Regions from separate parts of the Homo sapiens genome. Here region 2 is linked to region 1. Evidence: chromatin contacts called from ENCODE Hi-C data. All regions are on one chromosome and are shown on one strand. The core of a region is the stretch at or near the end of the contact, and the rest is flanking DNA. Distances in the headings are between cores, read along the strand shown. Region 1 holds the start of GPATCH1 (G-patch domain containing 1). Region 2 holds the start of LRP3 (LDL receptor related protein 3).

Region 1 (6,875 bases), core at 3,390-5,889:
TCAAAAATAAAATAAAATAAAATAAAATAAAATAAGATAAACTAAAATAAAATAAAAAAGTTATTGGGTGTTCTTTGCCTATTTTGAAGCTACAAGCTGTAAGAAAATTACGAGTAATATAGAAATAAAATCATGGACTTTGGTGTTTTGTCTGAATATATGAATTTGTCCCCAATCTTTTTTACTTTCTTTTACTTTTTCTTTTCTTTACTTTTTTTTTTTTTTTCTTGAGACGGAGTTTTGCTCTTGTTGCCCAGGCTGGAGTGCAATGGCATGATCTTGGCTCACTGCACCTTCTGCCTCCTGGGTTCAAGTGATTCTTCTGCCTCAGCCTCCCGAGTAGCTGGGATTACAGGCATGCGCCACCATGCCCAGCTAATTTTGCATTTTTAGTAGAGACAGGGTTTCTCCATGTTTGTCAGGCTGGTCTCAAACTCCTGACCTCAGGTTATCTGCCTGAGTGCTGGGGTTATAGGCGTGAGCCACTGCACCCGGTTTCTTTTACTTTTTCTTTGAGACAGCGTCTCATTCTGTCACCCAGGCTGCAGTGCAGTAGCGCAAATTCTGCTCACTGCAGCCTCTGCCTCTGGGGCTCAATTGATTCTCCCATATCAGCCTCTGGAGTAGCTGGGACTACAGACACGCACCACTATGCCTGGCTAATCTTTGTATTTTTTGTAGAGGTAGTTTTGGCATGTTACCCAGGCTGGTCTTGAACTCCTGGGCTCAAGTGATCCTCCTTACATGGCCTCCCAAAGTGCTGGGATTATGGACTTGAGCCACTTCGCCCAACTTTCTTTACTTTCTTTTTTTTTTTTTTTTTTTGAGACAGAGTCTTTGTCGCCCAGACTGGAGTGCAGTGGCACAATCTTGACTCACTGCAAATTCTATCTCTCAGGTTCAACTGATTCTCATGCCTCAGCCTCCCAAGTAGCTGGGACTACAGGCATGAGGCACCACACCTGGCCAATTTTTGTACATTTGGTAGAGACAGGGTCTCACCGTGTTGGCCAGGCTGGTCTCAAACTCCTGATCTCAGATGATCCACTTGCCTCGGCCTCCCAAAGTGCTGGGATTACAGGCGTGCGCCACTGCACCCACCCTGATTAAGTATAGTTTACTATGTTTATTTATCCTCAAACATTCCAAAGCTTGAGGATAGCCACCCAGAAACACCAATTCCAAATGTATAGGGTCAACATTCCAAAGGGGAGCCCAGGCACGATGGCTCACGCCTATAATCCCAACACTGTGGGAGGCTGAGGTGGGAGGATCACTTGAGCCCAGGAGTTTGAGACCAGCCTTAGCAACACAGTGAGACCTGGTCTCTACAAAAAATAAAATAATTAGTTGAGCGTTGTCAACTAGTAGTCCCAGCTACTTGGGAGGCTGAGGTGAGAGGAAGGCTGCAGTGAGCCATGATCCTGCCACTGCACTCCAGCCTGGGTGTCAAAATGAGATATTGTCTCAAAAACGAAAGCAAAAACACACAAAAAAAGCATTCCAAAGTGGAGAAGTTACGGTTTCACTTATATAGGCAGAGACATACAATCCTTACAGTGACTTGACTAGCTATAGGATGCTACCTTCCAAGGAAGATTGCTTTATTACTCTGTGAGGGGTGTACCCGTCTGAGGAAGTCTTATCTCTGCCCTGTTTGGTCTTAGTTATTTCTAGGGTAAAAGGGGCAGAAGGTACAGCTGCTCGCCATGTGATTCATGCTGCATAACCACATTCCTCTCAAGTTTCAGGATCATTTACAATTCCAACAGCAGCTGGGCGTGGTGGCTGGTGCCTGTAGTCCCAGTACCAGGGATGTTGAGGCTGGAGGATTGCCTCAGCCCAGTAGTTTGAGGCTGCAGTGAGCTATGATTGCATCACTGCACACCAACCCTGCCTCTAAAAAATAATAATATCAACAATAAAGTTCCAACAGCTTTAAGTTTGAATTATTTAATTCCACAACTCATTTATCAACATATGTTGCAGATAACTCATGGGGAGTTTAAAATACTCATAGTATTGTCACAGGTTATAGGTTTTTCTGATTACGTATTGCTGTTAATGAATTATCCCATATCTTTTTGTTGCTGTTGTTAGAGACAGGGTCTTGCTATGTTGCTCAGGCTGGCCTCTGATTCCTGGGCTCAAGTGATCCTCCTGTTTCACCCTCCCAAGTACTGTCACTAAACCTGGCTAATTGCTTCATATCTTTTTTATTTTTTTTTTCCCCTTAGAGACAGGGTCTCTATAGACAGAGATCCTCTGTCTATAGAGGATCTATGAGCAAGGTGGCTCATGCCTATAATCCCAGCACTTTGGGAGGCTGAGGTGGGTGGATCACCTGAGGTGAGAAGTTTGAGACCAGCCTTGCCAACATTGCGAAACCCCGTCTCTACTAAAAAAATACAAAAATTAGCCAGGTGTGGTGGCGCACGCCTGTAGTCCCAGCTACTCAGGAGGCTGAGGCAGGAGAATCGCTTGAACCCAGGAGTTGGAGGTTGCAGTGAGACGAGATCGCACCATTGCACTCCAGCTTGGGCAACAGAGTGAGACTCTGTCTAGACAAAGAAAATAAACTAAAAAAAAAAAAAAAAAAGAAAATTACAATTAAATTACAATTACAACTGGAAAGCAGTTGGGAGATTTCCTGAAGAACTTAAAACAGAACTACCATTAGACCCAGCAATCCCATTACTGGGTATATACCCAAAGGAATATAAGTTGTTCTACCATAAAGACAAATGCATGCATATATTCATTGAGGCACTACTCACAATAGCAGAGACATGGAACCAACCTACATGCCCACAAATGGTGGACTGGATAAAGAAAATATGGTCCACATACACCATGGAACACTACACAGCCATAAAAAAAGAACAAGACTGGCCAGGCGTGGTGGCTCATGCCTGTAATCCCAGCACTTTGGGAGGCTAAGATGGGCGGATCACGAGGTCAGGAGATCGAGACCATCCTGGTTAACACGGTGAAACCCCGCCTCTACTAAAAATACAAAAAATTAGCTGGGTGTGGTGGCAGGCGCCTGTAGTGCCAGCTACTCGGGAGGCTGAGGCAAGAGAATGGCGTGCCTGGGGGACAGAGCGAACTCCGTCTCAAAAAAAAAAAAAAAAAGAAACAACAAGACCATGTCCTTTGCAGCAACATAGATGCAGCTGGAGGCCATTATCCTAAACAAACTAATGCAGGAACAGAAAACCAAATACTGCATGTTCTCACGTATAAGTGGGAGCTAAACATTGAGCACACATGGACATAAAGAAGGGAATGACAGGTGCCAGGCGCAGTGGCTCACGCCTGTAATACCAGCATTTTGGGAGGCCGAGGCGGGTGGATCACTTGAGGTCAGGAGTTCAAGACCAGCCTGGCCAACATGGTGAAACCCAGTCTCTACTAAAAATACAAAAAAAAAAAAAAAAAAAAAAAAAAATGGCCGGGTGCGGTGGCTCACATCTGTAATCCCAGCACTTTGGGAGGCCAAGGTGGATGGATCGCCTGAGGTGGGGAGTTCGAGACCAGCCTGACCAACATGGACAAACCCCGTCTCTACTAAAAAAAAAATTACAAAATTAGCCAGACATAGTGGTGCATGCCTGTAATCCCACCTACTAGGGAGGCTGAGGCAGGAGAATCGCTTGAACCCGGGAGGCGGAGGTTGAGGTGAGCCGAGATCGTGCCATTGCACTCCAGCCTGGGCAACAAGAGTGAAACTCTGTCTCAAGAAAAAAAAAAAAAAAACCACCACAACAACCAACCAACCAAACAAACAAAAATTTAGCAGGGCGTGGTGGGGTGGACGCTTATAATCCCAGCTATCAGGAGGCTGAGGCAGGAGAATCACTTGAATCTGGGAGGCGGAGGTTGCAGTGAGCTGAGATCGCGGCCACTGCACTCCAGCCTGGGCGACAGAGCGAGACTCTGTCTCAAAAAAAAAAAAAAAAAAAAAGGGAATAACACCAGGGCCTACTTGAGGGTGGACCTACTTGAGGGTGGAAGGTACGAGGAGGGTGAGGATCGGAAAAACTACCTATTGGGTACTATGCTTATTACCTGGGGAGGAAATAATCTGTAACCCAAATCCCTTGCGACATGCAATTTACCTATATAACAAACTTGCACATGTACCCCTGAACCCAAAATAAAAGTAAAAAATAATAATAATAAAAATAAAGCGAAGCCCCACGGGGCGAGCATGAAATCTGGGAGCTCAGCCATTTCCCTGGAGGTGGCTGGGTGGGCGGTGGGAGTGGACGGGGCTGGGCAGTGACTGCTGCCAAGGCAGGGGGCTGGCGCGAGGGACGGGGGTAGGGGGCTGGGCAGGCATCGGTGTCGCCTCGCAGGGAACAGTTGGGTGGCTTCCAGCTTATGCCAGGAGTCTCCTCCTCACCCGCACATCGCGGGGCTAGGATGGGATGTCGTGGCTGCCAAATCCTCCGAGGCAACTCCTGCCTGGGACGGCCTACCACAGGATGGGCCTGAGAATCCGGAGCGCAGGCTCGGGCCGCTAGGACACCTTCCCCCGCCCGCGGACCCAGCCTTCCAGCATCACCGGGGTTCGCGGAGGAGAAAGAGGAAAGGCGTTTGGCCTGCCAAGGCCGCCGTAGCGAGGGGGCGGGGCCCGGAAGAGCAGGATGGCGGCGCGGGACAGTGACAGCGAAGAAGATCTGGTCAGCTATGGGACCGGGCTGGAGCCTCTGGAAGAAGGTGCGGGCCGCGTGGGCCGGCGGAGCCTGTGGAAAACAGGCCAAGGGCCCAGGATTCGGGCCACAAAAGCACAAGTCGGTGCTGGACCATTGTTAGATCGTTCCCAGCGCTGGGAACACGGCGACGAGGGAGGCGTTAGCCGCGCTCTCGGGGTGCTCACCTTCTGCAGCGACAGAGAGAGGTTTACAGGGACGGGAGACACAAGCGTGGCCGAACAAGGGGGCGGCGAGATAGAAACAAGAAAATGACGGAATAGCTAGTGTGAGAGCGGGGGGTGCTCAGGCAGTGTCTTCCCCGAGAGAGGACGTTTGAGCTCAGACTTGAAACCGAGGAAGAAAACAACCATGAGCAAATCTGGAGGGAAAGCATTTCAGGCAGAAGGAACATAAAGTGGCAAAGGCCCTGAAGTGGGAGCCAGTTTAGGAAATTGAGGGGCAGGCAGGACGGGTATGGTTGCAGCAGATGACAGCGGGGGAGACAGGTAGAAAAGAATGTCAGAGGGGCTGACAGGGGCTGGATCTTACTTGGTAGGGTAAAGAGTTTGGATCTTGTACTAAGTGCAGGATTAGGGTTAGGGTTAGGGTCATGGGAAATTACACAGGGAGGGATATATATATGATTTTTAGAGACAGGGTTTTGCTCTGTTTCCCAGGCTGGTCTTGAACTCCTGACTTCAAGTGATCCTCTCGCTTCTGCCTCCCAAAGTGCAGGGATTACAGGCTTGAGCCACTGTGCTCGGCCAATTTTTAATGTTATTCTATCTTTGATGTTGAGAATACACTGGTTGGGGATGGGTAAGAGTGAAGCAGGGAGATTAGCAAAAAGAGGTCAGGAGATGATGGTGGCATGGATGGGACAGCAGTGGTGGTGGTGTGTAGTGGTCTGGGTGGAGATATATTTTGAAAGCAGAGCTGACCATACTTGCTGGTGGAATGTGGGGGTGAGGGGCAAGATGAATCAAGGTTCTCTCCTGTGTTTCTGGTCTGTTCCACTTAACGACTTGACTTGTTCAGCAAGTTATGTATTGAGTGTCCAGTAAGGGCTGTTGGCTGTGCTAGCCCTGTAGGGAAGGCAGAGGAAGAATGGTGGAATCATTGGGCCACAATTTATTTGCAGACCTCCTGTTGGTGGGGGTCCCCTCCCTTTTTTCACCCTGACCACATCCTGCCAGGTTGATTGTACTTCTGGGATATCTCCACTTATGCCCCCTTTATTTCCTACAAACAGTTCTGGTGGAAACTTCTGCTGGATACTGGCCCTTCTTCTACCCTCGGCTTACAAAAGGTTGAGAAAGGGGCCAGGCACAGTGGTTCACACCTGTAATCCCAGCACTCTGGGAGGCTGAGGTGGGAGGATTGCTTGAGGTCAGGAGTTTGAGACCAGCCTGGGCATTGTAGTGAGACTCTGTCTGTAACAAACAAACAAACAAACGAAACAAAAGGCTGAGAAAGGCTAGTCTTCCGAATGCTTTTTATGTGTTTGAAGTCAGCTGTTGCATTTTCTTAAGACATCTCTGTTCTACACTCACTATCCCAAGTTCTTTTTTTATAGAGACAGGGTCTTGCTGTGTTGACCATGCTGGTTTCAAACTCCTGACCTCAAGCGATGCTCTCACCTTGGCTTCCCAAAGTGCTGGATTGCATGCATGAGCCACAGTGCCCAACATTTTTTATTTTAAAAATAGAGATGAGGCCGGGCGTGGTGGCTCACGCCTGTAATCCCAGCACTTTGGGAGGCCGAGGCGGGCAGATCGCGAATTCAGAAGATCCTAACCATCCTGGCTAACACGGTGAAACCCCGTCTCTACTAAAAATACAAAAAAAAATTAGCTGGGCGTGGTGGGGGGGGGCTCATGTAGTCCCAGCTACTCGGGAGGCTGAGGCGGGAGAATGGCGTGAGACTGGGAGGCAGAGCTTGCAGTGAGCCAAGATGGCGCCACTGCACTCCAGCCTGGGCGACAGAGCGAGACTCTGTCTCAAAAAAAAAAAAAAAAAAAATAGAGATGGGATCCTTCTATGTTGCTCAGGCTGGTCTTGAACTCCTGGCCTCAAGTAGTCTTCCCAGCTCAGCTTCTTAAAGTGTTGGAATTATAGGCGTGACTCTCTACGCCTGGCCCCAACCATGTTTTTGTTTTTTTTTTTTTTCTGTGA
Region 2 (6,846 bases), core at 3,031-5,530, 110 kb after region 1:
GCATGGTGGTGCATGCCTGTAATCCCAGCTACTCAGCAGGCTGAGGCAGGAGAATCATTTGAACCCAGGAGGCAGAAGTTGCAGTGAGCCAAGATCACGCCATTGCACTCCAGCCTGGGTGACAGAATGAGACTCTGTCTCAAACAAACAAACAATAATAAAAAAATGTATACGAGAGCAAAATAGCCATTTAGAAGACATCATCCTGTGAGGCACCTCTGCTAGGGTTCCGGGAGGGATCAAGGCTACAACAAACCATGATCACACCACTGCGCAAAGCATTTCAGGACAGTTTCTGCCCAAGGAGAGACTGGGCAGACAGACCTTCCTCTTTCACTGCTGGCCCCAGGTGCTTGCAGTTCTCTCCAAGGGGGCCCTGGAGACCTGGGGGTCCATCAGTATGTCCATGTGCTGGAGCGGCTGCTGGCAGGATCAAGAACTTCCCTCCAAACGCTCTCTGGCTTGACTATTCGCCTGATGGAACAGGCAGAAGGATAGAAATTAGCTCTGGGGGGAGCGGAAACATTCTGAGGCCAGAGCAAGCTGGTGATGAGTGGGGCTTGGAGAAGGTGGCAGGCAGGGCTGTTCACAGGATCATGCAGCTTGAGCTAAAAACTTTGAAGTCTGTTCTGGAGCATTTTCAGCAGTGGGGATGAACCAATTTGCATGTTAAAAACGTGAGCAATGAATTGAGAGGCAAGGGACCACATGGAGGGAGGCCTCTGTGGAGGTCCAGGAGACAGGAGATGGTGGCTGGGACCAGGGAGGTGGTCACGGTGATGGAGAAAGGTGGGTAGATTTGAGATACATCATGGGGACCAGCAGGTTGTAGTGATGGATTGGATGTAGGGAGATTGGAGTAAAAATGATCAACTCAGTAATGGACGTGGCCATGAACTGAGTAGGGCACAGTAGAGAAGGGGCAGATGTGGGGGTGAGGGGTGTCTGGTCTATGGCTCAGCTAGAATAATGAGAGGTTTGCCCTCTTGGAAGTCACCTGTGATAAACTTGGGCATAAAGGTGATCATAAAACAATTTTTTTCAGTTTTATTTGCCAAAGCCACTTTTGGCCTTTGACCTTCAAATAGATTGTAGGATTTTTGTTGTTGTTGTTTTTGAGACAGAATCTCACTCTGTTGCCCAGGCTGGAGTGCAGTGTGCGATCATGGCTCATCGCAGCCTCAAACTCCTGGGCTCAAGCAATCCTCCCACCTCAGCTTCCTGAGTAGCTCAGACTACAGATGCATACCACCACACCCAGCACATTAAAATTTTTTTTTTTGTAGAGCCAGGGTCTTGCTGTGTTGCCCAGGCTGGTCTCGAATCCTGGCCTCAAGTGATCTGCCCACCTCGGCCTCCCAAAGTGCTGGGATTACAAGTGTAAGCCACTGTGCCTGGCTGGTTCTAGTTATTTGAAATCAGGAAAGACACTGACCATTCAACACAGAGTCCTCTTCATTAGTGTCTGGTAAGCAACTGGATAAGAGAGCGCTTGAGTTTGCATCTGCCTGTGGGTGAATGTTGGGGGAGGATGTGGGACTCTCCTGTGTCATTGGTTTCTTCTGTGTCCCACGAGGGCTCGGGGTATGTGGCTGATGAGTGGGCAATGGTGGTGGCCCTCTCGTATGGGATGGAGTGGGGACTTACATGGGATGCCTCTGTGTCCCTTCCGTCTCCTCTCTGCATGTCCTGTGGCTCCTCACTCCTGCAGCAGATTCCTGAAGGCGTCACTGGCCCACAGTGACTGTGACAGCAGCTTTGCTTCCTCCTAACTGGGAAGGCCAGCTTCTTGCCAGGAAGCCCCTGCTCTCATGTCTGAGCCCTCTGCCCCACCACTGCTCCCTCACCTGCCCCAGCCAGTCAGTTCCCATATTCTGGGTCCATGCCCACCATCTCCTTCCCAGTACTGAATTCTCCAATGGTTAGAAGCTTTTGGGTTGTGATGAATAGACACGTTCTGGATATAGCTTGAGTCAATGAGGGAGGTTTACGAAAAGGTTTCAGAGGTGGAGAGACCCAGGCGATTGCAGCTAGCGTGGAAGAGTGTTGAAGCAGAGACAGGAATACCAGGAACCTTTCCAGATGTGGTGAGAGGGCGGTGGGGGAGAGGACTGGGCCAGAGCTGCATTGGGGACCCCCAGCAAGGGTCTTGCCTGGCACAGCAACCTCTAGGGGGCACTAGACCATCATGAGACAAACGGGAAATGGGGTGTCAGTTATGGGCCGGGGTCTCAATATGGGCCGGGAGTAGGATAGGGCAGTGAGGCACTCACCTTGGGCACAGAATTGAAGGAAGTGCCAAAAAACTCAATAATGAAGATAAATCAACTTTAATGCAAATTTTTTGTGTGTGTGCAATGGGGACAGTTGTTTCCAATCAGCCCAAGGTTCCTGGGTACCTTGGCCGTTTCTTGCCTTATGGGTTTATGAGGGTTCACAATGGGATGTGCATAGATTGGGGAGCATGGAGATTTAGATATAGTCATGTGATTGTAGAGCTTTTCTTAGCCTTTCCACTTGGTTCAAAATATGGGAGGATATTTTGATAAGTGTGTCTAGGGGCTCACATTTTTCTTTTGCTTCAGGCTCCAACATGATTCCCATATTGGTCATTGGTCTGGACCCTAGATTCCTTACATAACGTGCAAAACATGCATTGAAGCAGGCAGCATCTTCAACAAAACCGCATATTTTGGCCAGGTGTGGTGGGTCCTGTCTGTAACTCCAGCACTTTGGGAGGCTGAGGCAAGAGGATCCCTTGAGTCCAGGAGTTTGAGGTTGCAGTGAGCCGTGATCACACCACTGCACTCCAGCCTGGGCAACAGAGCAAGACCTTGTCTCTACAAAAAAATGAAAAAATTAGCCTGACATGGTGGTGCACACCTGTCATCCCACCTACTTGGGAGGCTGAGGTGGGAGGATTGCTTGAGCCCAGGAGTTTGAGGGTACAGTGAGCTATGGTTGCAGCTCTGCACTCTAGCCTGGGTGAAAAAGTGAGACTGTCTCTAAAAAAACTAAGAAGCAGCAGCAGCAGCAGCAACAACAACAACAACAACAACAAACGAACAAACCGCAGATCCACCCTACCATTGCCCCTGCCTCTGTTGAGCATTTTTGCCATGCGTAAATAAATGCCTGCTCATCCGCAGTCAGCAGTCTGAGGAAATTCTGAAACCAAATTACACATAGGCTAGTGCTCTATGCCATCAATCTGTAATGTATCTTGTTATTTGATTTTTACGTCCTTTAATACATTTCCTAAGAAGTCTGCTTTGGAAAAATCACCAAAGGAATTAGAAGAGAGAGAATAAGAAAACCCAGAAAAACTAAAAGGATTTTTCTTCCCCCCATTTTTTATTAAAATCCAATCAACCTGCACAGTGCGAGTGAGTGAGTGACTGTCTACGCTTTCACTAACGGACCATCAGTTTCTCTCAACCTTCTCTCCATAAACGGAGAATATCAAATGAGGGTCTGGGGGTGTTAGAAAAGGGTTGGGAGCCTCAGCTCAGGTTGGTGGGCCCGCTGTGCCATGGAGCCTTTGGGGACCTCTGATTTCACATCCGTCTTGGCCCTAAATGGCCTTCTCAAACCTTCCCCCTGTCTCTCCTGGTTCTTGCCTCATTGGACTCAACCTCTTGGTGGGCAGCTCTCCAGAGGGCACCCCCAGCCTAAGAAGCAGGCCTCCTCCCAAGTCCCCAGCCTCACGAGGATAGTGGGTAACAGGGTGGGCTCAGGGGGCCCTGGGAGATCTCCAGAGGCCTCTGGTGTGTTCACCAATGTCCCCTGACAGGTCTTGCTTGGCACAGGGGGTTCCTCTTAGAGACGTGACAGGGCACTTGGACTGTGGCAAATGAAAGAAGCGGAGGGGCAGGAACAGGGACACCTTGCGAAGAAGACAGGCCTTAGCCTTGTGCCACCCCTATGAGGTCCCTAAGCCGTCCTCTCTCTCCCACCTTTTCCCAGTCCTCGCTCCCCGGTCCTCCTCAGCACAGCCGGCTCCAGGAGGGATCAATTCGTGGGCCCGGGAGGAGGCCAGGCGAGCACCGGCTGCCTGGAGCACTGGGCTGGAGCGCGGGGAGCGCGGCGGGGGGCGCGGGCGGGGCGGGGCTGGTGCGCAGAGCTGTCCAGCACCCCGAGGCGGGGCGTGCGCCCCCGGCCCGCCCCAGCCGCCTCCGCCCGCCCAGCCAGCGCCACTGCGGCTCGGCGGGCGCGTCACGTGGCTGGCGCAGCGCGGCCTCCAGGCTCCGGGCGCGGGCGAGGGGCCGGGCGGGAGGACTGACAGACCCACGGACGCTCTACCGGCGGCACCCGGCCGGGCGGGCTGGGCGCAGCGCGGGGCGGCCCGGGGACGCCGGGGCCGGGCGGGCTGCGCGCCGCGGGGCATGGGCGCGCCGGGGGTCCCCGGGCCCAGGCCGGCCGCGGCGGGGCTCCCGGGGCGCGGGGGCAGCGGCGGGCGGGGGTCTTCCCTGGCGGCCGCCGCTGAGCCCCCGCAGGGCCCGTGACGCCGCGGCCGATGTGGCCGCGCGCGCCCTACGGGCCTGCACCGCCACCGCACAAAGACGCCTCGGGAGCCGCCGCCTGCACCCGGGCCGCAGCAGCCACGCCAGCCGGAGCCCGAGCCCTAGCCCGAGCCCGAGCCCGAGCCGCAGCCAGAGCCAGAGCCGGAGCCGCAGCCGGAACCGGAGCCGGAGCCGCGGGGCAGGAGGCGGCGCCCGCGGGCGGCCGGGCCCGGCATGGAGAAGCGCGCGGCCGCGGGGCTGGAGGGCGCGCCGGGCGCCCGGGCGCAGCTGGCCGTCGTCTGTCTGGGTGAGTGGGCCGCGCGGGCCGGGCAGGTCCGGGTCCCCCGCATGGCAGTCCGCGCCGCGCCCTGACCGACCTCCTCTCCGGCCGCGGCATCCCGAGCCCCCCACCGCGGTGGCTCCCGCGCGGAGACCCAGAGAGGGGCCAGCACCGCTTGCCCGCCTGGCCCCGGGCCTGGGAGGGCGACTCTGGTGGCGCAGCCCCGGCTCCCGCCCCGCTCGGAGTAGCGCCCGGAGCCCGGGCTGAGCGCTGGCAGGAGGCCCTTCGTGCAGGCGGCAGCCTTCAACCCGGCCCGCCCGCGCTGAGCCTGGAGACGAGGGGGCCCCGGGAGCTGGGGACAAAGGCCAGGCCGGCTGTCCCCTGAAGAAGAAACTGTTTCCGGCCCGGAGTTGGGGTGGGGGCTGGTGTAAGCCGCAGATGGGGACTCGGGGTGCGGGGCAGGGCTGGAGGAGGGTGCCAGTGTGGAGGCGGCTTCCAGGGGACTCCTGTTTTCCCTTTGTGTCTCTCAGCCCCCAGGCAGGCCTGTTCAGTTTAGGAGGGTGCTTGGGTTGGGCCAGGGACCGGTCAAGGCCAGGCATGGGGTGGGAGGGGCTCCCGCCCTGTCCGGGAGTTTTTCTGTCCAGCTTTCCAGCGCTCTGTGTAGGCGAGAGGAGGAGTTAAATCCCCAACCCACATGGCTCCTTTATTTACTGTGATGAAGGAGGGAGGCCATTATAAGAACTGGGGGTCATTAGGGGACACCCTGTGATGTCACCAGTGAGGGCTCTGTAACCTGACAGGTTTGCTGAAGCCACTGAAATGACAAAGTAATCACCCCCAGGCCTCAGGGAGCTCCGAGGCTCTGGCAGGCCCTTGCCCCAGCTGTGTGAGCCTGGCTCAGTGGGAATGTGCCATTGGGGAGCATTGAGGGTGTAACCCCAGCGCGCCCACCCCAACCTCAGTGCGGGGTCATGTGTGCTGGGCTCTGAGCTGCTGGGTGCTGGCATCCCTGGTGAGCAGAGCAGGGGGACAGGCGCTCCATGCTTAGGAGCTTTGGCCTGGCTCTGTCCAGGGGGCCTGGGTGTCCTGGGTGGGGGCAGCGGTTCCTGCTTCCTGGCCAGGCGGGATCTGACACACATCCTGAACCCCGGGAAGTTGGGTTTCCCCCCACCCCCCGACTCTGGGCCCGTAACCCCCCGGGCCAGAGCAGAAGGTGAAAGTAAGGGCCAAACCCCACGGAGGTGGGTGCTTGAGGGGTGGCTGGGGAGTTCTGCTTTCCTCCTCAAAGTCAGCTTGGCACGGGGGAAGAGGATGGTTCCGTCACTAGCTGCGTGCCCTGTAAATGGGGATTATCAGAACTGCCTCCCCTCCTGCCTCTGCTGCTGCTGGGCGAGCAAAGCCCCTTGGTAGGGGGAAGCCCTTCAAAGTTGTAGGAGCAGGCCAGGGTGCGGTGGCAGGTGCCTGTAATCCCAGCACTTTGGGAGACCAAGGCAAGAGAATTGCTGGAGGCCAGGAGTTTAAGACCAGCCTGAGCAACACAGTGAGACCTCATCTCTACAAAAATAAAAAATAAAAAAATAACCAGGCATAGTGGTGCACACCTGTAGTTCCAGCTACTTGGGAGGCTCAGGTGGGAGGATTGCTTGAGCTCGGGAGTTTGAAGCTGCAGTGAGCTATGCACTCCAGCCTGGATAACAGAACATGGAGGCAGGGAGGTGGGGGTGAGGTGGTAGGGACCCTCTTGATGGGCAGTCTTGGGCTGCGCTCTGGGCCTTGCCCTGTAAGAGGAAGGGGACCAGCGGGCCAGCCTTGGGTTTAGCTGTGGTGTCCCTCATGGGCTGCTGCTGGTCCCCAGCAGGTATGTGGGACCCCTGACCCTTTCTTTGTATCTCCCACAGTGAACATCTTTCTCACCGGGAGACTCAGCAGTGCGGTTCCTGCCTTAGGTAAGTAAGCACTTTCTCTCCTTCCTCCACTCCTTCAGTCCCTTTTGGGTGAGTGGTCCCTGAAGACAGGCCTTCAGGGTCCTGGCACTACCCCGAGTTCCTGTGTGCATCTTTTCTA

Evidence for each region. A loop is a pair of places that touch in the nucleus more often than their neighbours do. Pooled maps may share reads with other maps.
Region 2: a pooled map shows a loop between it and region 1 (2.8-fold over the local background). The contact joins the promoter of LRP3 here to the promoter of GPATCH1 in region 1. A Hi-C loop is called at or near these places in 1 of 50 pooled maps.

The regions. Positions count from the first base shown.
Region 1 is chr19:33,076,542-33,083,416 of GRCh38, forward strand. GPATCH1 (G-patch domain containing 1) reads left to right here and starts at 4,640. Exons shown (of 20, transcript NM_018025.3): 1 at 4,640-4,725. The coding sequence starts at 4,653. RefSeq lists enhancers at 4,535-4,864, 6,500-6,875.
Region 2 is chr19:33,190,050-33,196,895 of GRCh38, forward strand. It overlaps LRP3 (LDL receptor related protein 3), which reads left to right and starts at 4,281. Exons shown (of 7, transcript NM_002333.4): 1 at 4,281-4,809; 2 at 6,681-6,728. The coding sequence starts at 4,737. RefSeq lists an enhancer at 430-599.